Linked DNA regions of Homo sapiens: region 2 is linked to region 1. Evidence: chromatin loops called from intact Hi-C (ENCODE). Cell type or tissue: endothelial cell of umbilical vein. All regions are shown on one strand.

Evidence for each region. Hi-C counts contacts between places; a loop is a spot of excess contacts. Peaks named below come from ENCODE experiments on the same cell type or tissue, not always from the same donor. Only the 100,000 strongest peaks of a DNase experiment are listed, where the experiment ranks them.
Region 2: it touches region 1 in a loop (5-fold over the local background); 67 of 110 quality-filtered maps call a loop at or near these places.

The regions. Positions count from the first base shown.
Region 1 is chr2:171,155,201-171,163,200 of GRCh38, forward strand. TLK1 (tousled like kinase 1) reads right to left here and starts at 5,693. Exons shown (of 21, transcript NM_012290.5): 1 at 5,090-5,693. The coding sequence starts at 5,228. RefSeq lists silencers at 4,864-5,103, 5,374-6,093, 6,224-6,283 and an enhancer at 4,865-5,509. In endothelial cell of umbilical vein, a CTCF peak has its summit at 4,268 (motif pointing left); DNase peaks (open chromatin) are centred at 4,241, 5,291, 5,681 and 6,111; H3K4me3 peaks cover 3,182 bases; H3K27ac peaks cover 1,892 bases.
Region 2 is chr2:171,399,661-171,407,660 of GRCh38, forward strand. All of the region lies in intron 1 of METTL8 (methyltransferase 8, tRNA N3-cytidine), which reads right to left. Among named protein-coding and RNA genes, the nearest start is that of METTL8, 30 kb to the right of the region's middle. RefSeq lists a silencer at 6,124-6,173 and enhancers at 6,804-6,903, 7,731-7,790. In endothelial cell of umbilical vein, no CTCF peak of the experiment used is centred here; DNase peaks (open chromatin) are centred at 3,751 and 4,821; H3K27ac peaks cover 2,532 bases.

The DNA of each region.
Region 1 (8,000 bases):
ACAAATAAAAGACTATATAAACTATGCTCATAATTTCTCTTACAAAATTGAAAATCAGCCCCCATAGTATTCTAAAATTCTGTGCTGAAATATATTACAACTCTACTAAACTGTATCATAAACAGCATTTGGTTCTCTAAAATGTCTTAAGCTTATTATATTTCACAGGGAATTTAGCAAGATTTCATGAAGACTGATCTTGCTGACACAAGAAAAGACAGAAAAATCCTCAGAGGAAAAGCACAATAAAAATGCAAAATAGTAATAAAGTCAACAACAACAGTAGTTTCATACTACTGACTTGCAAGAACATTCAAAAACGTTAATGAATATATATAAGTATAGTTTAACTATATTTAGGGATTTTTAAAAAATCACAGAATGTTTACATTTTTAAATTGGATGAAGCCTTAAGTCACTAATCCAATAGCACTCATCGTAAGAATCTACAGAATTTATCTCCACCTCCCCAAAAAATATGTCCCTGTAGTCCACTTTAAATTCTCAAAACTAACTACTTCTTTCCATTGTTGTTAGCTGTTGCGAGTTCCATTGTTGCTCCACTGTTCCACTGTTCCAAGTCTAGTTGTCATACAGTTCTTACATTCTGGTAAAAAATTAGACTGACCTCAATGTCTTCCTAATTTTCACCCGTTGGTCTGCCTTCTAAAGCAGGAGAATGGATCTATTCTCCCTCCTATTTATTAAAATTAACAGGTTTTTAAATCCTATTTACTGAAATCCAAGTTTCTTAAATACCTGGAGACAGCTATCACGTCTCCCAACCGTTAGTCTCTTCTTTAAATGTATCTTCCATAGACTTCCTGTAGGTCCTAGAGACATTTTTGGAATACAATATGCTTTCACATTGTCAGTAACTTAAAAAACAAAAAACAAAAAACTGCCACTTGTTGAATTTTGATGTAATACCAAAGAAGAATACTCACTCTTTCCTTTTCCAACCATATATCTACATGAAGCTGGATTCTCTTCACATATCTCAACCAAAACATCATAACAGACTGAAGGCAGACAAAAAATCCAGCTGTCTTCTCCAAGTAAGCCAGAAATCAAGGTGATTTGCAAAAATATAAAACAATGCCACTGGTCTAGTTTCTTTGGTTTTAGGACATATTTATTCTTCATAAAAAATTCTATTTACAACACAGTTTAAATTAATAAATATATTTGAAATTGTCATTTAATTTCTAAAAGAGCAAATATTAGTAGATATAATCTACATAAACCTAAATCTCTTGGGGTCCTCAATAATTGTTAAGAGAGTAAAGAGGCCCTGAGGCCAAAAGGCTAAAGCATAGTCTATTTCTCATAAGATTTTCAAACCTCCGTTCTGGTTTCTCTCTTTTATCTCTCTCCTCTAATATGTAAATGTGCCATTGTAAAGGAGACATCTGTCACATATCTATTCATGAGCTAGAATCCTTAAACACATAACCCTGTCCTCCTCCAGCTAGTGATTTCAAAAAATTAAAGGCCTACAGGGCCATCTGGTACACCTTCGTTTTTAACATCTCATTACTAAATCATCTGAAGTCAATTACTTTAATTCTTCTAAGGAATGCAGTCTTTAAATATGGAAACAGAGGAAGTTTACAGTTTAATCGAACTATCATGCCATCTTTTTTTTGAGAAAGTATCTCACTCTGTCACCCAGGCTGGAATGCAATGACGCTATCTAGGCTTACCGCAGCCTCCACCTCCCAGGCTCAAGCAATCCTCCCAACTCAGCCTCCTGAACCATGCCCAGCTAATTTTTCTATTTTTTGTAGAGACAGGGTTTCACCATGTTGTCCAGGCTGGTCTTGAACTCCTGAGCTCAAGCAATCCACCTGCCTAGGCCTCCCAAAGTGCTGGGATTACAGGCTTGAGCCACCACTCCTGGCCCATACAATCTTTTTGACCAAGCTTTCACTATTTACAAAAAAGTAAAGCAAATTATTTATAATTGGCAGGTTGGAGCAGGAAAGAAAATGCAAGTGTTCTATATAATCAATCATCTGATTCTCAGCAATAACCCATTCAAAAGTACCCATGTACTGATATGCAAAAAAACCCAACTACTTATCTAGCCAATATGACACTAGGTTCCTAGACTTCAACAAAGCAAAACTGGCCTTTACTTGAAAACCTTTTTAACTCGTCACTCCCTTAATCACAGGATTATAGAAGACAAAATGGGATGGAGATTATAGGTTTAAAAGATTCAACAGAAAATCTAGAGCTACATCGCTGAACTCCTCTAACAGAACCACAAGACTGACAAGCGAAAAGCTTTGGGACCCGAGGGAAAGAAATCTATACTATATTTATCACATAATTTCCTAAATTCTAATAGATTCCCAAATCTTATAGAGCTGTATTTTATTTGTGATAAAACTATGTGAATATGATAATGGTAATAAGGTAAAAAGAAACAAAACTACAACATACAGCATCAAAAATAATCAGATCATAATCTTAGGTTTGTGGTTTCAAATGTCAAAACTTCAAAATAAGTAACTTTTACAGATGCTTATGGCATATTTTTAAAAATAACCCATTTTCAAAGTTAAGTCTGCCTAAAAGGAGTTCATCACATAGAATATTTATGTAAGTTCACATACATGTGTATCTCTTTTAAGTTTCAATTATTCTATTACTATATGTTAAACTGACTCAATTTTTCAAGAAACAAAGTTAGTTTTCACCGTGATACATACAATACATTCAAGTTCCATTAATATTAACGGTTCTTACTAGCAGTAACTAGCAGTTAAAAAGCTTTCTAAAACTTCATCAATTTATATAATGTACTAACATGTATACCTGGAAAAGGTGCTAAACACTTAAAATAAAAACTGAGATTTCGCTCAATAGAAATCATCTCCATTTTGACACTCAGGGCTTCATATTCCTGTTAGCGTTAGTGAAATCTGAGAACACATCGCCAAGCTTCAAAATGAATATAACCCTAGAGAGGATTAATAGTTTCAACTTGCATGCTGGTTGGTCAAAAAGAAATATCCCCCTGTAGCTATACAGGTACTCGGTGTGAAGTGTAACTTTCACAAAAGCCTGTCCTATGATTTCATGAATTAACAGAAACTCACTACTTTAGGTTACATAAAAACCCACTGTAATCTAAACTGCCGGAAAAAATTATGGTTATTTGGAAGTTCAAGCTAAATGATTCCAACCCCTCCAAATTTTCAAACATCAGGAAAAGTGCAGAATGTTTTTAAGTTGAAGTAACCTCAGAAACTCACAATCTAGATGTTTTGTCTCCCAAATTCCCAATACTGATAACAGATATCAAGAGATAATTCAACACTATGTCCTCAGTATCCAGTTCACGGCCTGGCTCACAGTAATGGCTCAATAAATATTCGAGAAACGAATGAATGAATGAATGAATGAATGATGATATAGCCTTAAACAAGAAACAATAAAATGGTCTTTTTAAACTCATAACACTAACATTAAACATCTTAATGAAACTACAAACAAAAGTAAAAGCATGCTAAAAGCAAGCATCAACTTCTCTATGAAATACATTTTAAACCGTTCATTTAAAAATTTTCAAGTGCAAAAGAATCACCAGATATACTAAATTTCTAGTCATTTAATAAATAAACTTCTATATTCTAACAATGAAAGCTCAGCGTTGGGATAAGATGAAAGGGGGAAACGTCTGTCAATGTATTCCGCATGTTTAATGGATCCCATAAATCAAAGCTTTCCGTGAATTTTCTAGAGCATATTCATGCCAATCTTTAAGCCTATTGTCACTTTCACACATGCTCACAGGAACAAAATGACAAAGAATGCTATGCCTGAACCACTGGATTCAGGGCACAAAACACTTGATTAACACTTGTCAAGGCTCTGACTAGCAAATATCGACAGATATTTTCAAAATAAAGTACTCGCACCGATTCCTACATAAATCGAAGCTCTTGATTTCTTTAAAACATTCACTAGACGGTTGAACTTCCAGACATTTGAAAATGTGCCTATCTCCTCGTGTGCGACAACTAGGAGTGAACAGCCCGTCTACCAATTGCGGATGAATACCGCTAAGCTTTTTCCAGACTAAAGAGCGTTAAAAGACATTCCATGCACATTTATTCATTCCCCATAAATGTGTTTTCTCCCAAATTTCATTTTATGTTGTATACTTAGATACAGCAAGTTGAAATTTTAGTCAAAAGCACGCCGGTGCCTTACAAGCTGTGTAACTGCTACATCTGGTGGCAGCCCACTTGCTTGCAAGAAGCCAGAAAACTTAGAAAACAATTGTAACCGATTTGGTGCGTGTTTGCAATAACCTTTACGCAGATATTTCCCACAAAACCCACGACCCTGTCACAGAAGAACAGTAGCCTACTTGCAGCAGAGAATATAACGCACAAACACGCAGGAAGCAACGGCGAAGGAGAGAAAGTTGCAACCATCTGGAGGGGCGGTTTTAAAAGCCTGCCCACGAGTCAGTCTGTCGTTTAAATTGCTCTAGGGGGCCACACAGGGGATCAAAGTCTGCCCAGATAATTTCAGCGTCTCTCCCCAAAGGAGAAACCCAGCAAGCGAGGGGCATCCTCCAGGTCCCGGGCAGCAAAGCTCGCAAAGTGGGGACCGCCTCTATGGGAGGAGTGCGCGGGAGAAGGGGAGGGGGCTCGAGGACGAAGGCTCCAGCGGGAGGGAAAACCCACCAGAGACCGGAGGCCAGGAGGTTAAGAGTACTGAGTGTACTGGCAAATGGAGCAGAAAGGGGCTCGCGTCTGGGGGGAGGCTTCCCACCCTCGCAGGACTGGCTCCCAGGAACCCCAGGCGAGTCTATGCGCCTCGCCCCGTCCCCACCAGCGCGCACCCCCTCGTCCGTCTCCTCCGCCACCCGCGAACCACCATCCACAGCCAGGGCACTACCTCCCCAGAGCCGGGGAGCCGGGCGGCCTCGCGTCCACCTCGCCACCATCCCCCACCCCAGGGTCTGGCGGAGAAGCCCCGGGGCGGGGGGGGCGGGGGGGGGGCGCGGGGGTCCGCGGCGCGGGAGAGGAGGCCCGCGAGCGGGCGCGGGCGCGGCGGTGCTTACCTTCCCTGGGCCTCCCGGATGGCGGCGTGTGATTCAGCAGGGACCTGGCCGCCGCCGCCGAGCCCGGGGTTGGAGACGTGGAGAGCTGGGACCAAGATGGCGGCCCCTCCAAACTTCCACTGCTACTTTGGACACTCATCAAGCTACTTTCTGGGAACCCGACTCCCCCCCTGCGACGGCAGCGGCGGCAACGGCACCGGCACCCGCCTCCGTCATGGCGGGGGCCGCGCTGAGGGCGAGCGAGAGAGCGAGGGCTGGGAGGGGAGAGTCAAGGGGATGGGGGAGGAAACCGAGAAGAGGGGAGGTGGGGAGGAAAGAGGTGAGGGAAGGAGAGGGGACAGGGAGGAGGGAAAGGGGGAGAAGCGAGGGAGCGAGCGGGCGCGCCAGAGGAGAGGAGGAGGAAAGGAGCGCGGCGGCGGAGGCGTCGAGGGGGTGCCAGCCGGGCCGGGGTCGGAGCGCGGGCGGAGCGCGGGCTGCGCCGGCCGAGGACACTTCCGCGGGCGGAACCTGCCGGCACCTCTGCAGTGCGTCGGCCCCCGGCGTCGCCCGGGAGGCGGCGGCGGCGGGCTGTGGGTGGCGGCTGAGGCGGTGGGGTAACCTCTGCATCAGTTACAGGCGGCGGCGGCGTCACGCGCCGCCTGTGCAAACACTATCGCGAGGCTCCTGCGCCTCCGGTAGCGGCGGCGGCGGCGGCGGCGGCAGCGGCGGCCGCGGGAGCAGGCTTGGGGGAGGGACCTGCCAGGGGCTGGGGGGTGGGGGCATGGGGAAGGAGCGAGCGCGCGAGGGAAGAGACTAGAGCGCCGGGGCGCCCCTGCCGCACCCGCGGATCGCCGCGCGGCGCGGGAGCCCGGGGTTGCCGGACTCGCGTGCGCGGGGGCAGCGTCCCCGCGCCGGCCGGAGGGAGGCGCGCCCCCGCCGCGCCGCTCGGGCTCCAGCGCCGCTGCCACCTGACTCCCCCTGTCTCCCGCGGAAGCGCGCCTCTCTCCTGACCCACACCCAACACGGGGAGAAATGCTGCTGCTCTCGCTCAGCTGCCGCTTCTCGGGAGTTCAATGTGATCGTTTCTCAAAATGGAACTGAAAAGTTGAGAGTTCCTTCTTTCTTGCCCCTCTGTACTGTGCAGAAAAACGTATGTGCGCCTCCCCGTCTGCAGAATGGGAATAATGACCGAATAAAAGAGCTATGAAAATAAACATGGGTAGTGGGAGAGTTGGGAAATAAAACTTTCTCGTGTTTTCTAAAAAAGAGTGAAGAATCTTTAATGAGGAAATTGAAAATTACCAGTTTTGTAGACTGTATGGTATAGCAATTCTTTGTTTTAAAACAGTAAGTGGAAAATCTAAATGAAAAATGTGATTACTGAATCACATATTTAGGAAAACTATACAGCGTTCATCTTGCAGAAGGTATGGTTTCTAGAAACTTATAATTTGTTTCTAGTGTCTCCGCTGAGTCCCGACTACAAAAATCCCAAAATAAATAACAGCATTTGCTAAAATTTATAGATAGAGTGTAGCTTTCTACAGACCCACACAAGTATACTCACACCAGGGATTGGGCTTCTTGTACATAAAAGAGCACTCTAGTTCAGGAAAAGTACAACAAGGTTATTTCTCTCTTTAGAAAACCAAATTGAATAGAGCACTAAAAAGATTATGATATAGCGCTACTGCACAGACAAGAGGAAATGGCATGATTACCAGGGGGACAAAAATGTCGTTTCTATTTTTTATTTTTATGACTTCGCATTTCTCATAGTAATGTTTTGTTCAGATAAACTATCATACTAGAAAAGAACCTTGATTGTCAGTTATCTCCAGAAGTAATTGTAGTTGCCTTGTGCTTTAGATACTTCAGTGAGTTTTTAGTCTTGTCTGCTTTTCAAACTTAAGAGGGACATCTCACAAACAACTTTATTGAGGTATAATTGACAAAATAAACTGCACATATTTAAAGTGTACAATTATTGGCCAGGTGCGGTGGCTCACGCCTGTAACCCCAGCACTTTGGGAGGCCGAGGTGGGCGGATCACGAGGTCAGGAGTTTGAGACCAGCCTGGCCAACATGGTGAAACCCCATCTCTACTTAAAATACAAAAATTAGCCGGGTGTAGCGGCACGCGCCTGAAGTCCCAGCTACTCGGGAGGCTGAGGCAGGAGAATCGCTTGAACCCGGGAGGCAGAAGTTGCGGTAAGCCTAGATCGCAACGTTGCACTCCAGCCTGGGCGACAGAGCGAGACTCCTAGACTCTGTCTCAAAAAAATAAAAATAAAGTGTACAATTTGATAAGTTTTGATGTGTATACCTCCCTGAAACCACTTCTACAAGGAAGATGGTGAATGTATCTATCACCCTCCAAAGTTTCCTCTTTGTGGTTCCTCCTCCACACTACTTCCATTCTCTCCAACCACAGATCTTTCTGTCATATGGGTAGCTTTCCATTTCATAGAATTTTAGATAAATGCAGGCCATACAGTCAATTTGTACTCTTGTCTGGCTTTGGTTTTGTTTTTTGTTTTTTGTTTTTGAGACAGAGTCTTACTCTGTTTTGCCCAGGCTGGAGTGCCATCTCGGCTCACTGCAGCCTCCGCCTCCCGGGTTCAAATGATTCTCCTGCCTCAACCTCCTGAGTAGCTGGAATTACAGGCACGTGCCACTACATCCAGCTAACTTTGTATTTTTAGTAGAGATGGGGTTTCACCATGTTGGCCAGGCTGGTCTCAATCTCCTGACCTCAGGTGATCCGCCCACCTTGGCCTCCCAAAGTGCTGGGATTACAGGCCTGAGCCACCGTGCCAGGCCTTGTCTGGCTTCTTTCACTCGACATTATTTTTTTGAGAGATTCGTCCACATTGTTGCATTATCAATAGTTTGTTTTTATTTTTAAGTAGTATTACACTGAATGAGTGTA
Region 2 (8,000 bases), 240 kb after region 1:
TATCAACAAACTATAACATATGCTACAGGAATAGGTAAAATGTATGTAATGCACATGACAAAATACCTCTTAACTGCAAATTTTGCTTTTGGGGAGCAATAGTTTTGAGTAATACTTTTTTTTAAAGAAGGATTTTAATAAAAGGAAAGACTCCATAGTATATTTTGCAAATTGAAAAAATATTTTGGAAAGTAAAGGCTGAGCACAGTGGTTCATGCCTGTAATCCCAGCACTTTTGGAGGCTGAGGCAGGAGGATTGCTTGAGCCTAGGAGTTTGAGATCAGCCTGGGCAACATAGAGAGACCTCATCTCAAAATAAAAATAAATAAATAAAAGGAAATAAAGCACCAATTCCAATATCTCTTCCATGTAAATTTCATTTTTTTTTAAAAAAGTTAAATATTTACCATGTGTGATGACCTATCCTAAGCACTTATATACAGTATATTATCTTATTTAGCTTCCATTTCCCTATCAAGGGGTACTATTTTAAGAAAAAAACCTATAAAGGACGAAGTAAACTAACAGGCCTAAAGTCACCCAGCTAAAAATTGATAGAGATTCAATTCCAGTCCAAGCAGTCTAATTAAAGAATCCACATTCTACCTTTTTGGATGTTTTTGTTTTTGCTTTTTTGAACAGCATTATTATTCACATACATATAATTCACCCATTTGCCTTCTACTTTTGTACACCACATATACAAGAAGGATCATGTTACTGATTCCCCAGTCTTTAATGGGGTTGCTAATTTTGTTGTAACTGATTTAAGGAGGCCCAGAATTCCTTCTCTCCCTTCATCTCTCAACTCTGTTTTTCTCTTGGGCCTTAATCAAATAGCAAGCAATGCCATTGGTAGTCAGCAGTCCCCAGATTTAGGAAAGCACAGTCATTCTCTTATTTGGCTTGTCATATTACTATATGTGCTGAACCCATACATAACAATATGTATAATCTGTACTCAAACCTCAAGGTGCAGACAAAAGGCTCTTGCATCACCTAAATAATGTAACATTTTAACACCCACGTCTTTTCACCGGTTTGCTTCTGCAGAGCTGAGTAGTAGAGGCAAAGAACGGCTTCTTAGTTCCATTGCTTTTTAAGATGGTTCCTAAGACTGCTTTCTTGCATTTTAATACTACTAGAGGAACACCAAAGAAATAGAGCAAACAGTACTGCTGTTTGTGTGAATCTATAACGATTATCCTTGGAGCACTTAGCTAGCTCTAGGAAAAACTATTTGTAAAACTCCCCAAGGATGATTCCCAGTTGTCTCAGCTCACTGCAACCCCAGGGAGAGGAATTGCTATTAACCATACACTAAATGCCAGTCCACCATGTAAAAGTTAACTTCCCTTCAATGTTTCCTGAGTTCTGAGTATCCTTTAAATAAGTAAATTAGTGAGACGTTCATGTTTTCACCTTTGTAACTGTTTAGCATTTCTTCTCAGCTGGGAAGCTGGGAAGCAAACATCATCTAGAATGAAGTTGCACTAAACATTACCTGAGAGGCTAGCATTAATGAGAACAAATTAAGCGCTACTGTTGTACTTTTTTGGAGAGCAAAAGCTGACAGGTAAGAAACACTTAAGTATCAACTACACTGCAGTGAAAACTGAAGCTTCAATTAACCCTGGCAATTTCAGCGAACTCAGAGGGTGACCATCTGCCAGACAAACAGCTTAGGCAACTCATGCATCTTGTTTTAATCTTTCTTTGGATGATTATAATTTCAGGGTATAAATAAGGTTATTAGCAAGAACAGAACAACAACAATAATTACAGTAAGTATTTGCAGAGCATTTTGATCACACTATGACGTCAGTAACTCTGCAGCTTCAAAATGGGAATTTCATGCTTAGCGTTTGTTCTCCATGACTGCCCTGAATGGTGGCTACATGATACACTCACTCACACAAAAAGAGGCAACTGGGACTCAGAAGTTATTTCTCTAAGGGATTTAATGTAAGCTCATCTCAAAGCCATCTCAATCCAAAATATCTGAACTATTCTTATTTCTCTGGACGTTGTCTCCAAACACATTATACTGGGCCAGAATGAAATTGGTTTTAACTTATTTACCTGGCATTTCACATTTAGACTTCTATGTACGGAAGAAGGAAAAAAGCCTGGATTCTTGATGGCATCATTGAACAGGTAAACCAATGATAGTCTATCTCTGACTTCTTGCTAGGTGAAAAAAGTAAATCCTTTTGTATTTTAGCCACTATTAGGTTTTCTGTTACGTAATATGTATTATTGTTAAGTCCTGGGATTTCAGAGACAAATCCATTTGGTTTCTGCTCTCAAGAATTACCATTAAGTGAAGAAGAAAGAGATGCAAACAAAGAATCCTGACATGATATATAGTAAAGGTAAGTACAAAATGCTATTGGAGCACAGAGGAATGAAAGATTAAGTCTACTAGTGGTGGCTCTGAGAAGCTTTCTGGTAGAGGCAATATTTGTGCTGGGTATAGAAGAATGAGTAACATTCCACGGAGAGAAGGGTAAAAGCCAGGGAATTTCAGGCAGGAGGATTAGCACAAATAAAGATTAAACAGGTGTGAAAACATGGAATATTCAGAGAATAAAAATAATATAGAAAAAGGTGCTGACCTAAATAATTCTGGATATGAATGGTGCCTATAAAACTGAAGGCAATAGGAATGGTAATAAGCACTGTACTCTAGTTGATAAAGGGTTAACAATTCTGAAATCAGTATACAAGGAAATCAGAATTGAACAATTAGGAAGTAGGTGATACTTGGCAGAAGCCAGGTTTCTCATTGTTGGAGTGGGAGGTTACAAACAAGGGAGAAGAAAAGGCTAGAATAATCTATATGGTAATGACTTAGAATGCGAGTCATTTGTATGCACTCATATTTAGCTTAATATACATACGTTATATATAGAAATATCTGTAGATATGTATGTATACATTCATTAGTATACACACATATATTTCCTTACTCTGTCATCTGAGAGGGCCTAGAAGTCATCACATCCCGGTGGCAACAAGCACACCCAGTACCCAGATCTTCGTTTCTAACCATTCTCTAATAAAACAGAACCATGGCTGCTTGGAGAACTGGCTGATTCTAGGATTGAGGCAGAGAATATAACATGAGCCTAGAGCATCTTATAGTGCCAGAAAGTAAGGAAGTGCACACACATACACCCGAAAAACCAAAAAAACCTACAGTGCTGAGGGTATTGTCAAAAGGACACAGGAGCCAACTGAACGTGTAGCCAATGGCCAAAGCTAGAATACTCTGAGCAACAAAATAAAAAGTAGTTTTGGATTACAACCCAAAGTATAAAATAAATATCCATGTATCCATACTGATATAAATGATTAAATAAACAAATAAATGAGGGAGAAGAGAGAAATCGTCCATGCAAATAGTCCTGAATAATTTATGTAAATAAATACTCTTCCCTTAAGGAAGTGGAACATAACTCCTCATTAAGTGTGGGCAGCACATAGTGACTTCTTTCTAAAAGAGTTCAGTGTGGAAAGGGGGAAAAATAACTCTGCAGCGGAGTAACTTCACAAAGACTTCCTCAGCCAGGTGATCAAGGTTAACACGAACAGTGATAGTGCTGATAGCATGTATTCTTGATATGATGTGACAAAAACAGCACTTTACCTCTATGTTCTTCTTCCCCAACCCCCATAACTTCAGTCTAATCATAAGAAAACTATCAGATAAACCCCAGTTGACAGACATTCTATAAAATATGACTAATACTCCCCAAACTGTCAAGGTCATCAAAAACAAAGAAAGTCTGAGAAACTGCCAGAGCCAAGCAAAATAAGGAGACACGATGACTACATGTAATGTGGTATCCTGGATGGAATCCTGGAACTCAAAAAAGTCATTAGGTAAAAAGTAAGGAAATGTGAATAAAATATGGACTTTAGTTAACAATAATGTATCAATATTGGTTCATTAACTGTAACAAATGTACCATACGAATCTGTTACTAACAAGGGAGACGGGGTATGGACTATATGGAACCTCTCTATACTAACTTCACAATTTCTTCATAAATCTAAAAGTGTTCTAAAATTAAAAATGTAAAACAAAATAATTTTGTATGACTACAGACTATGATGTGAGGGGCAGACAGGTGGGGTGGGGAGGTGGTTATAAGGCTGGAAAGTTAGGCAGAGGCCAGATAGGAATCTTCATGTACACCAAATTAAGCAGTTTGAATATTTTCTCATAGGCAATGCAACAAACAGAATTTTAAATAAGAGAGCAAGATGATGAGATCTGTTCAGTGGTCCCCTCCTCATCCTGTCTGCAGGGGATAGGTTCCAAGATCCCTAGTGGATGCCTGAAACTGTGAATAGTAACAAACCCTATACATACTATGCTTTCTCATATATATATATATATATATATATATATATATATATATATATATATATGATAGTTTAACTTACAAATTAGGCTTAAGAGATTAGCAATAACTAATAAAACAGAACACTTGTAACAATATACAATAAGTTATGTGAATATAGTCTCTCCCTCTCTCTCAAAATATCTTATTATACTGTATTAACCCTTCCTGTGTTGATGTGAGATGATAAAATGCCTACGTGATAAGATGCAGTGAGGTGAATGATGCAGGCATCGTGACATAGTGTTAAGCTACTATTGACCTACATCTGAAGGACGATCAGCTGCTTCAGGTAATCCTGGATCATGGAGCCATGACGGTGTCAATGGCTGGCTGTCAGGAGCAGATGATGACTACCGGGTAGTTAGAATTTATAGAGTGGATACACTGGACAAAAGAGTGATTCACTTCCTGGGCAGGACAGAGTGAGATGGTGTGACACTTCATCATGCTATTCAGAATGGCATGCAGTCTAAAACTTCTGCCTTGTTTATTTCTGGAATTTTCCATGTAATATTTTCAGACTATGGTTGACAGTGGGTAAATGAACCATGGAAAGTGAAACCATGGATAATGGGAGACATTATTTATAAAGATTATAAAGACTTACAAAATGTATTTATATATATTATAATGGCCTTATACTACCGATGACTGATCAATGAAAATCAAAGTTCTGGGACCAGGGCATGTGTAGCATTTAAAATCTCCCCATACAATCTTGGTGTACATTGAGGATTGAGAACCACTCAGATACAGAATTAATGAGAAGAGAAAGAGGCCCAGGGCTACACACTAAGACTATTAGATCATGACAGCTAAAGAAAACAGTGGCCATGAGTATCAACGAGGGCACATATTCAAGTCACACTTCAGAGGGAGAATCAATGAATTTCTTGCAATGACTAGATGTAAAAGTTGTGTGCAGTGAAACAGGAGACAAGGTTTCTGGCTTGCATGGCTGAGTAGATGTTGATGGTATTCAAAACAGAGTTCATACACACAGGCAAAAAGGCTAGATAATGGTGGGATGAAGGTAGGGAAGGGAAGATAATGAGTTCAATTTGCACATGACAAACTTTAAGGATCCTACAATATATTCAAATGGATAGCCCCAATAGGTACTTAGAAATGAATTCATGTGAGTGGTAGGTGCTAGAGATGTGTATCTGGGAATCAAGTCCTGGTTTTACAGGTGGTGGCTGAAGTCGAGAGGGACTGATCAAGAAAAAAAAATAGGGCAGATGGAACTAATGGTAATACTGATATTTAGGAAGAAGAGGGGTTAGTTTATGGGACTCAATACTAAAGAATATTAAAAGAAGCCAAAAATAAACAATTGGTTTTAGAAATGTAGGAAATCAGTGATGACCTTTATCAAGGTGATTTGAAACCTGGCTCTGCCAGCAGAAAACAGTTTAATCAATATATAAGTCACTGGAGTAAAGGAGGTAATGAATGTAGATGACTGACAGGCAGAGGAGAGAAAAGGAGAGAAGTTGGGCTGTATTTTGAGGGATCATGTAGGTGAAAGAAGGGTATTTGTTAAGCTGCAAAGATTCTTGAGTATCATTGTAGGATGAGAGAACACACACACACAAAGACTGAAGATACTGAAAAAAGAAAATTGCTGACAAAACAAGTTTTGAGAATAAGTAGGCCAAAGAAAGGGGAAATAAGTACACAGAAAACACATCAGCTATGTGAGGTATCTAGAACAACTTTATGCTCTGAAGAGTAAGAACAGGTGAGTTTGTAGTAGAAGAGAAGATGGCTAAGACACTCCTTTCCCAATGAGCTCTTCTTCGTGAAGTAAGAGGCTGTAAGGTAGGGGGCATGAGAAAAGGAGGAACAGAAAAAAAATGGGAAAGGACACTAACAACATTTGAATAAAAGAATGTCAATGAACATAAGTTGCCTATCTAAAGATGCAGCTCAAATTAGTGGTTATTTATTGGTTGTCTCTCAAGTATTCACTCCCTACTTCCCATAGCTCATGGACTTGAAATCTGTACATTTTCTGAGAGGCCAGAGTGGACATGATTGAAGCCAGAGGTGAACATATACCCTATGCTAAGCCAATCGGCACACTTCTATACCTCTGGGCATAGTGATTGGTTAGGAAGTGGGCATGTGGCCAAACCTGTCCAACAGAGTACCTTTCTGTTTTACTGCTAGAGATCTGGGAACAAAGATAATTTTTAATACCTATTAGGTATGAAAGAGGAAGCACCTGTTATGTATGAAAGAGGGGCTTTTTCAACAGCCCCAAAGCTGTTGAAAGCTATATTGGTCAGCTTGGGCTGCCACAACAAAATATCATAGACTAGGTTGCTTAAACAACAGAAATTTTATTTTCTCACAGGTCTGGAGGCTAGAAGTCCCATATCAAAGTGCTGGCTGATTTGGTTCCTGGCTTGTAGACAGCCACCTTCTCATTGTGTCCTCCAATGGCCTCTGTGCATTCGCAGAGGGAGAGATATCTTCTCCTCTTTTTATAAGGACACCAGTTCTATTGAATTAGGGCCTCACTCCTAAGACCTCACTTGATCTTTATTACCTCCATAAAGGCCCATCTCTAAATAAAGTCACATTGTGGGGTAGGCCTTCAGCATATGAATTTAGGGGGACACAATGCAGTCCATAACAAAAGCCACCTTGGAGCCATGAGTGGGCCTAACGTTAGGTATGCATGGTACAAATATAGGATGAAGCCAACTATGAGGCAAGAAAACTAGGAAGCTAAAAAGAGGTTCATAAGTCCCATTGTTAAGTAGTTGGATTAAATTCCTCTTTTTTTTTTTTCAGTTATCGAGCCAATACATTTCTTAATTGTTTAAGCCATCTGAGTTTTCTGTTATCTGCTACCAAAAGTAACCTAACTGATAGGGCAGTTATTGATTTCCTCTACTACCTAGTTTGTGGGGCGAAATATTTGGTTTGATCTGGATTAGGACTATTTAGGCTTGTAGTATGGAAAGCAATGGTGATTTAAGATGGTGGAAGTGAAGGAAAATATAACTAGTAACCACAGAGTAAGCCCATGCTGACTGGGAAAAAAATAATAGAGAGGGAAGAGGAGGGTAGAAGGAATTGGAGGAGCTGATGGACTTAAAGTGGCTAGAGTCTGGGTTTAAAAGAAACAAGGGGAGGGACCCAGCAACTTGGGAGGCTGAGGTGGGAGGATCACTTGAGCCCAGGATTTTGAGGCTGCAGTGAGCCTTGATCATGCCTAGGTGACAGGGCAAGACCCGGACTCTAAAAGCGGGGGGGAAATGGAAAGAAACAGGGGAGGGAGAAGACAGATAGGAGGTACTGGTTAGGAATGAGGCCTTCTAAGTTTTTTTTTTAACCCATCTCACCTAGTAACAAAAACAGTAAACACTGTAACAATGAGAAGGAACTACTGCTTTGAACGAGAGGCTCTTACAGTGTGGCCAAAACCACAAGGCCACAAATGCCTATGAAAGAGAAAGCTTTTAGTATTGACAAAAGCTAAAACATGGACTCCCGTCCACCATCTTATGTTAATCTTCTGAAAGTCATTATAATAGATCTCCATCCCTTGCTCTTCAGGAACAGTCCCCC